Linked DNA regions of Homo sapiens: regions 1 and 2 are each linked to region 3. Evidence: chromatin contacts called from ENCODE Hi-C or POLR2A ChIA-PET data. All regions are on one chromosome and are shown on one strand. Each heading gives the region's core, a stretch centred on a gene start or an enhancer-like site at or near the end of the contact. The rest is flanking DNA. Distances are from core to core; before and after follow the strand shown.

Region 1 (2,913 bases), core at 212-2,711, 300 kb before region 3:
GATCCTATTGCCTCAGCTTCCCAAAGTGCTGGACTTACAGGTGTGACCCACTGTACCTGGCAACTTGGTATTTTTATTTGAATTGATCTTGATGTCTCACACACCTAGCAACTACAATCTGTCATTTTCCCTTAATTCTAAAGAGAATGTAGATTCAAAGATACAGATACCATCTGGATCTTGATGTATTTTCACCAATATGTAAATCAATGGATAACCTTAGAGTTGTGACGCTTCTAGAAAATGCCCCCTCTGCCACAAGAATAAATGGGTTCACGAATCAGCCTCACATTAAGGTGAAGGCTGGACTTCTGGCGGTGGGGAGTGAGTTGCTCTATTACATTTTTGTTAAAGCAGAAAAGGACAGACACAAAAAGCTCTGGGAGAATCAGCCCTGGTTTTATTTTTGGTTGTTTTTTATTTTGTTTTGTTTTTGCCTCCTTGCCCAAGAAAGCCCATCTCCAGCCTCTTCCTAGACATGTTCTAACCAGGCTTCTACGGCCCCTTACGGACTCTCTATGGGCCCTGGGTCAGAAGCTGGGGCTCCTCTCTCCACACTTGCCGACAGTCACTTCCTCCTCTACAGTGTTCCATCCTGTGACCCCACTCTCTCCATTTCTTATTGACAAGAGTTCAAAAAACTGGCGTGGCATTCAGGACTCTCAAAACTGACACTTCCCAACGCATCCAATCTCAACTCCTCCCACAAGATCGCACCACACTGGCCCTCTCTACCCCACAGAGCAGCCTCCCCTTTGGGAATCCAGCTCCCCAAAGCCTGGGGTTTTCCATGGCCAGGAGGCTCCGATCGAGCCAAGCAAGTAAGGGAGTCGCCAGGCAGAGAACAATGACTGCTCCAAACACCCTTGGGAGATGGGATGGATAGATGGATGGGATGCCCAGGAGGTTAGGAACGCGTTGCTCACCTGGGGCGCGGCGGTCGGAGGCCTCGGGGCCATTCCTGCCTCGCCAGGGCCCGGCTCCGGGGCAGGAGCTGGGGAGAAAGGACAGGGCCCACTCACCCCGCTGCAACACCGACCCCACCCCGCCCCGCCCCGCCCCACCTCCGCCCCTAAACCACATCTCCAGGGGAGATGGTGGCGAGGACCGTGGAACCAGCCCGGGCCTGCCGCTCCCCATCCCCGAAATGAAAGGCTCAGCGGCCTCCCGGACACCCCCCTCCGGCCACGCCCAGTCCCCTTCGCAGGGTGGTGGGCGAGGCCCGGCTGACACCCGCCAAACCCAGGAGGGGTCCCGCCCAGACCCGCGCACTCAGAATCACCGCCTCTGGGGGGCTCCGGATTTCGCGACCTCCGGCCCACCCAGAGCCTCGGGCAGCTCCTCCCGCCCCCGCCGAAGCCTCGGTTATCTCCAATTCTGATCTGCGGAGGGGCTGCCCAAAGGGGCCTCAGCCGCACCGGGGTCGGACAATGGCCGCAGCGGTGGGGCAGAACTGGAAGTGCGCCTGCGCACTCGGAGCCTCGCTCCTGCAACCCCGGGTCCACGCCGGGCGCGCGAACTACACTTCCCAGAGGCCCGCGCGCGCAGGCCCCGCCTAGGCGGCTTCCGAAGGCGCGTTAGGGACCCTTGCGAGGGCCGAGGGAGGCGGCCAGTGTGGCTCGAGTGTGCGTGTCCCTGTATTCCAGTCACTGTCCGCCTCCTCTTTGCAAGGGGCTTGTTGCTAGCTGGGGAATCGGCCGGGAAAGACCCTGGTTTCGGGGAGCAATCGTACGCCCCTTTCGACGAGGCTGACGATAAAAACGCAAACATGTCAACAAGATAATGTCAGGTCCTGACTTCAGCGGTAAGAGTGACACAGGAAGGGAGTGAGACAGCGTCAGAGGGTGGGGCATTTACATCTTCTTCAAAAGGCAATTTTCCATTTCTCATTTTAGAGAAAAAAGAAACTTCGGACAAATCCGTGGCCTCCTGAGCAATGTGCAAAGGCAGATCTACTGCCGTGTTATTTCATTACTTCGTATCCCCTTACGCAGGATTTTGTTTGGGACAAGCAAACAATGATGGAAATTTTCTTTTTTTTTTTTGAGACACAGTTTCGCTCTTGTTGCCTAGGTTGGAGTGCAATGGCGCGATTTTGGCTCACCGCAGCCTCCGCCTCCTGGGTTCAAGCGATTCTCCCGCCTCAGCCTCCCGAGTAGCTGGGATTACAGGCATGCGATGCGTCACCAGGCCCGTCTAATTTTGTATATTTAGTAGAGACAGGTTTTCTCCATGTTGGTCATGCTGGTCTCGAACTCGCCTCGGCCTCCCAAAGTGCTGGGATTACAGGCATGGGCAACCGCGCCCGGCCCGATGGAAATTTTCAACACAAAGATAGGTCAACTTTTAGATACAGCTATTACGTTTATGTAATTATGTCTTATATATCACAGACATTCAGGCTACATTTCCTAGATTTCAGCTTGATTTCTTAACATTAGAGCATTGCATACCAACATGGTAGAAAATGACTGCAACGAAATGTTCCTGATGTCACACTGCTTTATCAAAAATATGAACATTCAAAAATAAATGCTTTATGCCGGGTGCGGTGGCTCAAGCCTGTGATCCCAGCACTTTGGGAGGCTGAGGCTGGCGGATCACCTGAGGTCAGGAGTTCGAGACCAGCCTGACCAACATGGAGATAGCTCGTCTCTACTAAAAATACAAAATTAGCCAGGCTTGGTGGCGCATGCCTGTAATCCCAGCTACTCAGAAAGCTGAGGCAGGAGAATCGCTTGAATCTGGGAGGCAGAGGTTGTGGTGAGCCGAGATTGCACCATTGCACTCCAACCTGGGCAACAACAGCAAAACTCCATCTCAAAAAAAACAAAACAAAAAAGGGAGAAAATTTCCATCACTGTTGGCTTGTCCCAAACACAAAATCCTGCGCAAGGGGCTAACAAGTAATGA
Region 2 (2,832 bases), core at 48-2,547, 270 kb after region 3:
CCCCAGAGTGAACAGTGGGTGATGCCCAGAAACTATAGGTCTCAGGTGAGAGAGAGAGATTTGAAGGGCTGAGGCTGCGAGGTGGGTGGCGAGGGATGCGCCTGCAGAGGTCGGGGTCCGGCCGCATTGGGCAGGGCCTTATGGGCCCGGAGCTAGTAGGATTTTCCTTCAGAAGAGGCGGCTCTACGTGAGCAGGGGCGAGGGCAGGGAGTCCAGTAGGAAGGCCGCTACTGTGGGCGGCCGAAGGTGGCGTGAGGGGCGGGGGGGTCAGGTCGGCGGGCCCGCTGCGGGGGCCCTGGGGGAGGGGTCAGAGGGTGGTAAGCTCGGGGGTCGTCTTGCGGGGCCCAGCGGCTCTGATTCCGTACCCCCCACCCCAAGGGCTGGAGGCTGGCAGTAGGCGTAGTCAGAGGACGCCACCCGAGCCACGCGAGGGAGAAGAGTGGAGATAGACAAGTAAGATGGGCTCTGGGGTTTTCTGATAGAGAAAAAAATAGTAAAGCCAGCTAGATAAGTAATCTGAAGCAGTGGAGAAGAAAGTGAAAGAAACGTTAAAAGCAAATAAGTAAACGGCTTGGATAGAGGAACACCCAGGAGGCGAGATAGAGAAAGTTAAAATGAAGGGACTTGGCTACAGCACCCAGTGCACTGTCCCAAAAAGGCAAGCGAGGCAAGCGGGGCGGGGAAGGGTGGGTGTGCGTGTTCTTCCTGCGGAGGACGCAGCAGCCCCTGGGGAGGGACCGAGAATCCCCAGCTGCCTCCAACAGGAGAGGCTGCAGCTAGAGGGCCCAGGGCTGGGACGGGACCTTCGCGGGGGTCTGGTTCCCAGGGTCGCGGAGAAATGGGATGCAGACGCTGGAAATGGGAAGGAGGTATACGGGGTTGGTGGGAGGCCCTGGGCAGGTGGCTTCTGCAGTCCTGGGCCGGTCCGGCCTACCCTGCCCCGTCCCTAAGTAACAGAGCGCTTCGTAAGCCCAGGGCGCAGAGCCAGGACACTCCGCGACCCATCTCACGGAGCCCTAAAACAACCCCGAGGTGGAAGTGTGTTTCCCCCATTTTACAAATGTTGCATCTGGGGCTCAGAGAGGGCGGCCTCTCACCCGAGGTCACACAGGAATCGGGCCCGCCCCCAGGCCGTGGAGCCACTAGGAGTGCTCCCGCCCAGGGGTCTTCCCGCCACCAGGGCCCCCGCTCTGGGAGGAGCCGGCCGAGCCCCTCCCGCTCTCCGCCCCCGAGGGGCGGCCCGGGGGGCGGGCGGAGGAAGTGAGCGCAGCGGGGAGGAATGCGAGCGGGCGGGGCGTGTCGGCCCGGGGCGGCGGGGACAGCGGCGGGGACAGCGGCGGGCGGCTGGGACGGCGGGTGCGGCGGGGCCGAGCCCGCACGATGCCTCACTTCACCGTGGTGCCAGTGGACGGGCCGAGGCGCGGCGACTATGACAACCTCGAGGGGCTCAGTTGGGTGGACTACGGGGAGCGCGCCGAGCTGGATGACTCGGACGGTGAGGGCGCGTTCTGAGGGGCCGTGGCGGGGCAGCGGGGCCTGCCACCCGGGGCCGCCATCCCGGGCCCGCGCCCGCACCTATCCCGGGACCTTGCGCGCACACGTCGGTGCGGACTCAACTTTTTTTGGACCGCGCCGCTGCCACTGGCTCCCCGCCCTGCGCGCGCAGACACGATTTTCCTCGGCCCCCGGCGCCCGCGCCCGGCCGCTTTCTCCACCCCAGCTCCTCCCCTGTGGGCCCCGGGCGGGGGCTGCAGACGTGGCCGCCCAGGGAGGCCAGCCGGCCGGGCCGCCCGGCTTGGGGACAGGGCCGAGACCCCATCTCAGGCCCTTCCCGGCCCTTCAACTTCGGTGAATCCCACATCCTTTTCTCGCCTCGGTTCCTCATTTGAGATTCAGCGTCTTTGCCTTTGAGACGATCCGCTCCCCAACTGCCCAAACCCCTCCGTGTGCCTCTCTGCGCCTACCTGCACTCTGGCCAGAGTGTGCCTACTGGGGGGTCTATGGGTAACTGCCCGTGAGTGCGCCGGTGTAGATCTGTAGGGACAGTGGGCCTCAGTGAAGCACTCACATGGAGCCGGACGTGTCTAGGCACTTGAAGTGAGTTAACTCGTTTAATCCTCCAGCATCACCCTTGGGATAAGTACTGTTACTCTCATTAGGAAGCAGTGAAGGGAGGGGTGGCGGTTATATAACTTGCCCAGGGGCAGTCAAGCCTGGGTTTGAGATTCCAGCACCTTAACTCTTTAACTTAGGTGCCAGGGCCGAGAGGTAAGCCCCATCTCCCTCCTCCTTCCTCCCAGGTGCCCGCGTCTCTCCACAGCCCTTTCTCTATCTCCTACCCCAGGAGGCCCCCCAGAGGGCTGTTCTTGTTAAGGCCCACCCTCGGAGCACGAACACGGCTGAGGACATGTGTCTGTGTACGTAGTGGCATATGCATGTGTAATTGTGCTTGTACAAGTGTGTAGCTGTGGGTATCACAGGGTGAAGGCTGGTTCAGGTCAGGGCATTCTCACAGCCCCTGTTTCCTGCAGGGTTGACAGTGATGAGGATGGTGATTTGACTGATGATAAATGCCTGTGATATCTGTGACCGATCATGATGGAGATATGTAGGAAGTGTGTGGTTGACACGTGTCAGGTGACGTTGTCTGGACCTCTGATCCATCTGTGATGGTGACACGACTGAGATGATCCATGCCCAATGTGAATGATGGCTATGTGTGTGTATCACTTGACTGCCATGTGCAGAGGTAGCACAGGACAGTGGCATGGGCTGCTGGACATTGCAGAGGTTTTACAGGCTTGACAGCTGTGTGAGTGCCCCAGCCTCCAT
Region 3 (2,831 bases), core at 91-2,590:
CCCGGGCGCCTGTTTCTTTAGCTGCCAAGTGGAGCTACGCTGAGCTCTCTCCCCCCGGGCCTCGCCCCTTTCCCGGGCATGAGCTCTGGTGATGCGCCCGGGTGCCCCGCTCTCTCCATTGTCCAGGGGCCGGGCCGCAGCACCCTCCTTGTCCGAAAGCGCGTGGTGCGGCTCCCGTCTCAGTCTCGAGTCGGGCTAGGCAACCGCGTGACTCAGTTCCCGCCACGCTGGAGCCCCCTCCTTCCTGCTGGATTATTCAGTTTCTCAGTCACTTATTCAGTTTCTCAGTCACCTCCCTGGGAGAGTTTGGGAAAGTAAGGAACGGCCGGGAAACGCGCCATAAAGGAGCCTCACCAAGCTCCACTGGGCAAAGGGAGGAATGGGAGCCCCAAATGCGGGGCTGTCAATTGGGTTGTAGGTGCGGGATGGAAAAGGGAGGATCTGCAGCCCGCATGCGCGCACACACGCTCAACGCTAGCCCCCCATCGGCCAGAGCGCTCGCAATCTCCAGGCAGCTTCTCCACCGTCCAGAAAGGGACGAAAGCAGGCAGGCCCCCACACGTGGGGTAGGAGTGAGGCTCCAGGCCCGTTCTACCCCTCTCAGCCTCGTCTAGGGTGCAGCTCTCTGCGATTTGGGGGGTTCCTTTCCCCAGCATTGAGGCCTGCCCACTCCCAACCCACAACGACCGCGCTCTGGCACTTCTCAGTGCCAGGCTAGCGCTCGGCCCTAGCATCTGCGTGGACAAGCCCTTCCCTGTGATCCCTGGTGACCACCCCACAGCTCTAACAACGCTGATGTTCCCGCCGCCCTCCCCTTTCCCAGGTGACTTCTGGTGATCCCCCTACAGGGTGATACCCGGCAACTCTCACCGCCCCCTTGACCCTTTGACTTCCATCAACCCCAGACCTGCCGTGTTGACCCCCACAGCCCCTAGACTGCCTCCTGGTGACTTCCATACTGGAGAAGGCCTCTGTCTTGCACGCTCCTTTGCAGAGGCCTGACGACCCCTGGGGAAGAGTGGGGGGAGAGCGGAAGAATGGGTTAGCCCCCAAAATCAGGCAGGACCAGCCCTGGAAGTAGGAATCCGGATCCTAAGCGTGCGCCCAGGCCGGGAGCGTGAGCTCTTGCGTCCTGGGTTGAGTTCTGGCGGCCCTCCCCCAAGGTTCCCGGAGCCGCCCCGGTCACGTGGCCGGCGGGGCCGGCAGGTAACTCGCCTGGAGAGGGCGTGGGCCGGTAGCCGCCCCGCCCCGCGGGGCGCCACGGGCGGGTCTTGGCAGCGCCCACTGAGCCAGCCGGGCCGCAGGTGCCGCCCCCGATACACGGTGTCCCGCCCAAGCTGATCCGCGTCTGCGGTCGGTCGGTGCGTGCGTGCGCCTCGTCGGTCCGCGTGTCTGGCCGAGAGCCCCCTTCCTCTGCGGCCATGACTCCGCCGCCGCCGCCGCCCCCTCCCCCGGGCCCTGACCCCGCGGCCGACCCCGCCGCGGACCCCTGCCCCTGGCCCGGATCACTGGTCGTCCTCTTCGGGGCTACGGCGGGTGCGCTGGGACGGGACCTGGGCTCGGACGAGACCGACTTAATCCTCCTAGTTTGGCAAGTGGTTGAGCCGCGGAGCCGCCAGGTAGGGTGGAAAAGAGGCGGTGAGGTCCCCAGGGAGCTTCCGGGGTCGAGGGGCGCGGCTGATCGGTTTCCCCCGCCGCTCACAGGTGGGGACGCTGCACAAATCGCTGGTTCGTGCCGAGGCGGCCGCACTGAGTACGCAGTGCCGCGAGGCGAGCGGCCTGAGCGCCGACAGCCTGGCGCGGGCAGAGCCGCTGGACAAGGTGCTGCAGCAGGTGAGCGCCGGGGTGGGTGGCGGCATGGCCTGGACGTGAGGACATTTCTGGGCGGGATTGGCGGCCGGAGGCTAGGCCTGGCGTGCCGCAACCAACCGGTCCAGGCGGCAGGACTGGGCTCTTGTTTGAAACTTTGAGCGACTCTCGCGTGTGCGTGCCCCTTTCATCCGCGCGTGCCAGCCATTCCCCTGGGCTCCTTACTTTTCAACCATTGCAGGAACCTACTCCTACCGAAGGGATCGGGACGCAGGCTTTGGGATCCATCCCCAGTTCCCGCCCGGGGAGCGAGGCCGAGACGCCTTTGGGAGACCTGCTGGGTCAGGTCTCCCTGAGCCGCAGCCGGAAGCGAAAGGGGTCGAGGGGCCCATATAGGTCACCTGTCCTTGCGGCCCGCGTCTTCGGCCTGCTTGGGAGCTGCTGGAGCGGAGGCGTAGGGCGGTGTCGGCCCTAGAGGTAGACGCCGCCAGGTGTAAACTGCTCGTCTAGGCCTGTCCCGGCCGGCTGGCCAGGCGTGGGCGCTGTCCCGGCCTGGCCTGGGGGACTATCTGCCTGCTGAGTGCAAAGGCCTGGGGTGCCTCCTGCCCTAGCTGAAGTGGGAGGTGGTTTCCATTGCTGTTTTCTTTTCCTTATCTTCACTACGGCGCTCATTCTATGTCTGACTCTTGAGTGTAATTAGTGTAAGTCCTTTTTATACACTCACGTTCTTTCATCTTCCAACAACTCTTGTGGTTCCTGATGAGGAGGCACCACGATGATGATTCCTTGTCTGTTCCAGAAGGGCTCCCGGCCCTTCACTTGGGGAGTTTGCTGGAGGAGAGCTGGGTTGCCTTGCTCTGTCAGCCCCAAGTTGTAAAGTGTCACAGAATTGGCAGGGAGGGTTCGTGGGTCACTGATTAGTGTTTATACTTCTCCAGCAAGGATGGAGGCTGGGGGAGGGCTGGGCAGCCTCAGGAGTGCCACCCCCTCTATGAGCAAACAGCTCAGTGCCAGCCGGTCAA

What was found. Hi-C counts contacts between places; a loop is a spot of excess contacts on that map. ChIA-PET counts read pairs that join two places held with the same protein, here RNA polymerase II (POLR2A). Pooled maps may share reads with other maps.
Region 1: a loop to region 3 is called in a pooled map, with 3 times the contacts of the local background. The contact joins the promoter of ZFP90 here to the promoter of ESRP2 in region 3. A Hi-C loop is called at or near these places in 1 of 168 maps with a recorded cell type or tissue (naive thymus-derived CD4-positive, alpha-beta T cell), 1 of 37 single-sample maps with no recorded cell type and 7 of 50 pooled maps. POLR2A ChIA-PET finds 5 or more read pairs at or near these places in 2 of 52 experiments (BJ and MCF 10A).
Region 2: a map of ascending aorta shows a loop between it and region 3 (3-fold over the local background). The contact joins the promoter of SLC12A4 here to the promoter of ESRP2 in region 3. A Hi-C loop is called at or near these places in 5 of 168 maps with a recorded cell type or tissue (B cell, IMR-90, MCF 10A and 2 more), 12 of 37 single-sample maps with no recorded cell type and 12 of 50 pooled maps. POLR2A ChIA-PET finds 5 or more read pairs at or near these places in 9 of 52 experiments (A673, Caco-2, GM12878 and 6 more).

The regions. Positions count from the first base shown.
Region 1 is chr16:68,537,839-68,540,751 of GRCh38, reverse strand. It overlaps ZFP90 (ZFP90 zinc finger protein), which reads right to left and starts at 1,461. Exons shown (of 5, transcript NM_001305203.2): 1 at 1,273-1,461; 2 at 927-994. The coding sequence starts at 959.
Region 2 is chr16:67,967,102-67,969,933 of GRCh38, reverse strand. SLC12A4 (solute carrier family 12 member 4) reads left to right here and starts at 1,297. Exons shown (of 24, transcript NM_005072.5): 1 at 1,297-1,495. The coding sequence starts at 1,381. RefSeq lists silencers at 1,045-1,374, 1,505-1,834, 2,345-2,404.
Region 3 is chr16:68,234,636-68,237,466 of GRCh38, reverse strand. It overlaps ESRP2 (epithelial splicing regulatory protein 2), which reads left to right and starts at 1,340. Exons shown (of 15, transcript NM_024939.3): 1 at 1,340-1,619; 2 at 1,705-1,833. The coding sequence starts at 1,422. RefSeq lists enhancers at 1-552, 553-1,141 and a silencer at 1,163-1,392.